Linked DNA regions of Homo sapiens: region 1 is linked to region 2. A link is an interaction called in ENCODE POLR2A ChIA-PET data of the cell type or tissue named here. Cell type or tissue: Panc1. All regions are shown on one strand. Each heading gives the region's core, and the rest is flanking DNA. Links, peaks and the distances in the headings are about the cores only. Region 1 overlaps DMXL1 (Dmx like 1). Region 2 overlaps DMXL1-DT (DMXL1 divergent transcript).

The links. Peaks named below come from ENCODE experiments on the same cell type or tissue, not always from the same donor. Only the 100,000 strongest peaks of a DNase experiment are listed, where the experiment ranks them.
Region 1: POLR2A ChIA-PET joins it to region 2 with 5 read pairs; 2 of 35 experiments call an interaction of 5 or more read pairs at or near these places.

What each region holds. Positions count from the first base shown.
Region 1 is chr5:119,228,830-119,231,751 of GRCh38, forward strand. All of the region lies in intron 38 of DMXL1 (Dmx like 1), which reads left to right. Among named protein-coding and RNA genes, the nearest start is that of MIR5706, 76 kb to the left of the region's middle. In Panc1, for the core only: no CTCF peak of the experiment used is centred there; a DNase peak (open chromatin) is centred at 1,335.
Region 2 is chr5:119,051,883-119,054,804 of GRCh38, forward strand. All of the region lies in intron 1 of DMXL1-DT (DMXL1 divergent transcript), which reads right to left. Among named protein-coding and RNA genes, the nearest start is that of DMXL1-DT, 18 kb to the right of the region's middle. In Panc1, for the core only: no CTCF peak of the experiment used is centred there; no DNase peak of the experiment used is centred there.

The DNA.
Region 1 (2,922 bases), core at 259-2,758, 180 kb after region 2:
GACATCAAAGGCAAATACAGAAAGTTATGTTGTTGTAGAAAAATCCTTAGCTATTTTAATGTTGTAGGAAAAAAACCTTAGATATTTTAATATTGAAATATAGCTAATTTAATAATAATGTTAATATTAACATTAGGTCTTAGGTAATCAAAGACCTAAAAAGACATGAAGCACAGGAAATTATCTTGATAAAACAAAATCTCGGCTGGGCGCGGTGACTCATGTCTGTAATCCCACCTCTTAGGGAGGCAGAGGTGTGGGGATAGCTTGAGCCCAGGAGTTCAAGACCTGCCTGGGCAATATAGGGAGACCCCATTCTCCACAATAAAGGAAAAAAAAAAAAGACAAAAAAACAAAATCTCGATTTTGTAGTCAGATTGCTTAAAAGGTAAAAATAATAATATTAACATTAGGTCTAGGTAATCAAAGACCTAAAAAGACATGAAGCACAGGAAATTATCTTGATAAAACAAAATCTCGATTTTGTGGTCAGATTGCTTAAAAGGTAAAGGAAAACCTTTCATAATCTCTTGTCAAGAGAAAACCAATACTCCAGTAAAACTTTGCACCAATGTACTTCTGATATTAAGGCTCATCATTCTTTTAATAACATATATAAATACACACATATTAGCCAGCTTGGCCACACATAAAATTATTTTTCCAAATTCCTCTTACACAAACCCTGTATAGCATTCTCGTATCCATGCATATTTTGTTCTGTACTCTTCCTCTTTCCCAATATGGAACAGTCTGCTTTAGGACAAAAATTATTCTTTTTCCCATAAGAAAAACATCCTTCATACCTCATAGCTTCACATTCCAAAAACATCTTACTTTCCTGACATACAAAATTATTTATCTATTTTCAGTAGTTTTAATTACATATATTGATTAGAATTCTTAACTGTTAGTAATGTTAGTTTCTAGTGAAAACTAGGTAATAAGCAGTTGTGCACTGTCAGTCACACCAGCATTCTATAGAGTAGCAAATCTATATCTTTCATAATTTACAGAAGCATGTTCTTTTTCATAGTATAGTTTTTCAGTGTGTCACAGGACACCTTTACTAACAGACCCAAATATCTTTATTCTTCTGCAATAAGAAGCCAAAAGTAGATAAGCTTATGTTTAGCAATTAATGTTTTAGTATTTTATGTAATTTGGAAGTGATCTAGATATTCAATTAATATCCATCATTTAATTTAACTTAATGAAATACTAAGGGTATAAGTTGTCAAAGGGATTTGGAAAACTGTTTTGAAGTAGACATAACACCAGACAAGGCCAGCCATCAAGTTAGTCATTATTTATTTTTTGCTGACAAATTTTGTAACAAAGATAACATGAGTGTATTTGACTAGTAAGCCTAAGTAAAATAAAAGTTGTATATCACATTATATTTAGTGCTGGTAACTCTTAAGGATATGCCTGCTTTAATTAAACCAACAAACTTAAATTTGCTTTCATTTACCAAAGATTATCCCACATCAGATGAACTTGAAAAACATTTGGGTCTGTTTCTATCTTTCTAAAAGTTTAAGGAATACTTAATTTATATAAGTGCTTATTTTAAGTGCGTTAGATATAATTATTAAAAATTAATTTTGACAATACCATCTGGTGATAGAAAAATATTACATATATTTAACATATATAAAGTCATACACAAACATACAGGCAGAAGCAGATTCTATAGTTTTCCTTCTAAATTTTGGCGATCTGCCAGATACAAAATATCAAACTCAGTCGTTTATAAAAAGGATATCTGGGCCGGGCACAGTGGCTCACGCCTGTAATCCCAGCACTTTGGGAGGCCAAGGCGGGCAGATCACAAGGTAAGGAGATTGATACCAACCTGGCTAACATGGTAAAACCCCACCTCTACTAAAAATACAAAAAATTAGCTGGGCGTGGTGGCACACGCCTGTAGTCCCATCTACTCAGGAGGCTGAGGCAGGAGAATCACTTGAACCCAGGAGGTGGAGGTTACAGTGAGCCGAGATCACACGATTGCACTCCAGCCTGGGCAACAGAACAAGACTCCGTCTCAAAATAAATAAATAAATAAATAAATAGGATATCTGGATCCAAATTGTGTTTCTGAAAATGGGACAAGATTACCCACCCAGATTGCTAAAACTTTACTATTATTTGTTGAAGACTTTTAAGATTTCTCATTTGTCTTTTGTAAAGACTCTTTTAGAGAGACAATTTACAGTTCATTTAGTCTTCTAGTAGCCTCTGCATACCAATCAAAAAATGCCTCCCACTGTTTGTGAAGCATTAGAGATTCCCTTTTATTTAGTGCTTCCTGTAGATGGACAATTTTGTGTAAATTAAAAACTTCCCTGTTGTGGCCACCATAATTCTAAATTGTCTTTGGTAAATATACTCATTTCTCTAGGAAAGCACAGGTTCTGGGTCCATAATGTTTATGCATAAAATTAGCTGGAGTTCCAGTTGGAGGAGTTTTTGAATTCCTTAAATTCAGATGAACCCATGATTTCTTGTCCTTCCAAAATCTTATCTACCTGAGGCCTCTGACTGGACCCAATCCAGTCAGGTTCAGTCTGACTTCTAGACCTGATCTGAATGAAAAATGCTTAAAGGATAAAAGTTGCAGGTTTCAGGTCAAGCGGTAACCTTCAAATGCACAGTGAGAAACAGTAGGCACAAGGGGCCTACCAGGAGGTAACTGTGCCTGGTTACTTGTTGCTCCTGGAGGTCATCATCAGGGGATCTCCTTCATGTTCCTCTGCTGAGAACTCTTAAAACATAGGTACATTAAAAATTTAATGAGTTTATTTTAGCTTTCAGCTCAAATTCATGAACTGGGCAACACCAGACCAGAAGCCATTAAGGCTTCACCGAGGTGGCATGAGGGGAAAACTTTTATAAGGTGTTCAAGGAAGCACAACA
Region 2 (2,922 bases), core at 99-2,598:
TGTATCTACAAAAAATAAAATAAAAATTTAGCTGGGTGTGGTGGTATGTACCTGTAGTCCCAACTACTTGGGAGGCTAAGGTGGGAGGATTGCTTGAGCCCAGGAATTCGAGGCTGCAGTGAGCAACAGGGCGAGACCCTGTCTCAGAAAAAAAGAAAAAGAAAATGATACCCCAAAATATGGTGCTTTGACATGCTACACTGAAGAAGCAGACTTAAAGTCTATCTCTATGCTACCTCCCTGTCTCTCATTCTCTTTCCCAAAGCACCAAGAGGGACTCTCCTCTGGAATTTTCATATGGGACTAAGAAAAATTCTTCCAACAGAAATGCAATTGTCCCAGCCTGGCCAACATCTCTACTGAAACCCCGTCTGTACTGAAAATACAAAAATTAGCCAGGCACGATGGCACTTGCCTGTAATTCCAGCTACTTGGGAGGCTGAGGCAGGAGAATCTCTTGAACCTGGGAGGCAGAGGTTGCAGTGAGTTGAGATCGTGCCACTGCACTCTAGCCTGGGTGACAGAGTGAGACCCTGTCTCAAAAAAAAAAAAAAAAAAAAAGAAATGCAATTGACTTAAGAACCCCTCCCCAGGAATCTCATCAAATAACCAGGAAAAATTAGCCACCTAGAGAGGAGAAGCTACAAGGAATCACCACACCCAGACAGGCTTTTCGTCTGTTCATCTGAGGGCAGGGCCCACAGATTATGTGGAAGACTTTATCTGTGTAATGAGACAAGCTTTGTTTCTGTGCCATTCTGCCCCTCACCCTCCCATAACTTGCAACTCTTGGTCTCATCTACAAAATAGTCTCATTTACAAAATAGTATCTGCTGCCATAAATCTATATAAGCCTCGACCATCTGGCTCCTCTTCTAGTCTCATACTTTGTATATGGCTCCTGTATCCATATGCATGTTAGTAAGTTTTGCATGCCTTTTTCTCCTATTAATCTGCTTATTGTAAGTTAATTTTCAGTGAAAATGTAGAAGGCAGAGGGGAAGCTTTCCCTTGACTTCTACACACTGTTGGGCGCCCACTGCCTGAAAAAGCCAATGTCAACTAGGAGTCTTCTTAATTGTGTCTTAGTTAGTGGCTTAGCAAAGTTTCAAATGGCCTATAATCTGTCAGAAGGATTTATCTCCTTGGGATGTGCTATGGTCTGAATGTTTCTGTACCCCCCAAAAACCGTATATGTTGAAATCCTAAGCCCCAAGGTGATGGTGTTAGATGATAGGGCCTTTGAAGTCATGAGGTCATTTGGGCTGAGCCCTCATGAATGAGATTAGTGCCTTTTTTTTTTTTTTTTTTTTTTTTTGAGATGGAGTCTTGCTCTGTCACCCAGGCTGGAGTGCAATGGCGTGATCTCAGCTCACTGCAACCTCTGCCTCCCAGGTTCAAGCGATTCTCCTGCCTCAGCCACCCGAGTAGCTGGGATTACAGGCGCCTGCCACCATGCCTGGCTAATTTTTTTTTTGTATTTTTAGCAGAGACGGGGTTTCACTATGTTGGCCAGGCTGGTCTCGAACTCCTGACCTCAGGTGATCCACCCGCCTCGGCCTCCCAAAGTGCTGGGATTACAGGTGTGAGCCACTGCACCTGGCCATTAGTGCCTTTATAAAAGAGATACAAAACAGATGCAATGTTATGTGCCTGTAGTCCTAGCTATCAGGGAGGCTGAGTCAGGAGGACGCTTGAGCCCTGGAGTTTGAGTCCAGCCTGGGCAAGATAGTGAGACCCCATTTCTAAAAAACTCTATGTAAGGAAAGTTTGGTTTAAAAATAAAAAAAGACACAGAGAGACCCTTGCCCCTTCCACCATGTAAAGACACATGGAGAAGGCACTATGAAGTGAAGTGAGAATGAGGGCCCTCAGCAGACACTGAATCTGCCTTAATCCTGGAATTCCCAGTCTCCAGAACTGTGAGAAATAAATTTCTGTTTTTTATAAGCTATCTAGTTTATGATATTTTGTTATAGCAGATTGAACCAACTAAGGATAAATCATGTCCTAGCTAATGAACTTTACTTTTATAAAATTATAACTTCTCTTTGGAAACCTTATGGCATTTCTGAGCTAAAACAGCAAGTAAAGAGATGGAATCAGTCTTAGGATTTACCTCATCTTTAGAACACAACAAAAAGTAATCTACATTTGGGGTTTATGTTGTTTATCTTTGTTGTTGTTGTTTATTTGTTTTTTTACTTAAACATAGCATCTTATTATGTTGCCCAGGCTGGTCTCGAACTCCTGGTCTCAAGCAATCCTCCCACCTCAGCCTCCAGAGTAGCTGGGACTACAGGCATGCACCACCACACCTGGCTTCCATTTTGAATACAGGTAGAATCACTGAGAAACTTACATTCTTTGAATTCTTGGTTAAGGAATTGTGAAAAGTAGGAGTGTACCTCAATAAAATTCTAGGCGTAGTTGCCCAGGACTATTGTTGATTTTCCCAGGAAAAGGCAAACAAATATAAACTCTTGATCTAAAATATCAAGGGGCTGGGCATGGTGATTCACACCTGTAATCCCAGTATTTTGGGAGGGTGAGGCAGGAGGACTGCTTGAGGCCAGCAGTTCAAGACCAGCCTGAGCAACCTGGTGAGACCCCATCTCTATGAAAAAATTTCAAAAATTAGCCAGGTGTGGTGGCATGTGCCTGTAGTCCCAGCTACTCAGGAGCCTGAGGTAGGAGATTGCTTGAGCCCAGGAGGTTGAGGCTGCAGTGAGCCAAGATAATGCCACTGCATTCCAGCCTGGGTAACAGAGTGAGACCCTTTCTCTAAATTAAGTAATTAATTTTAAAAAATAGCAAACAGTGGAATTTCCTGGGAGAACCATCAACTCTTTAATAGAAGTTATCAAATAGCTTACATCCCAAATCTCACCACAAAATTCTTACCTTGCTGTGTCTACCAAT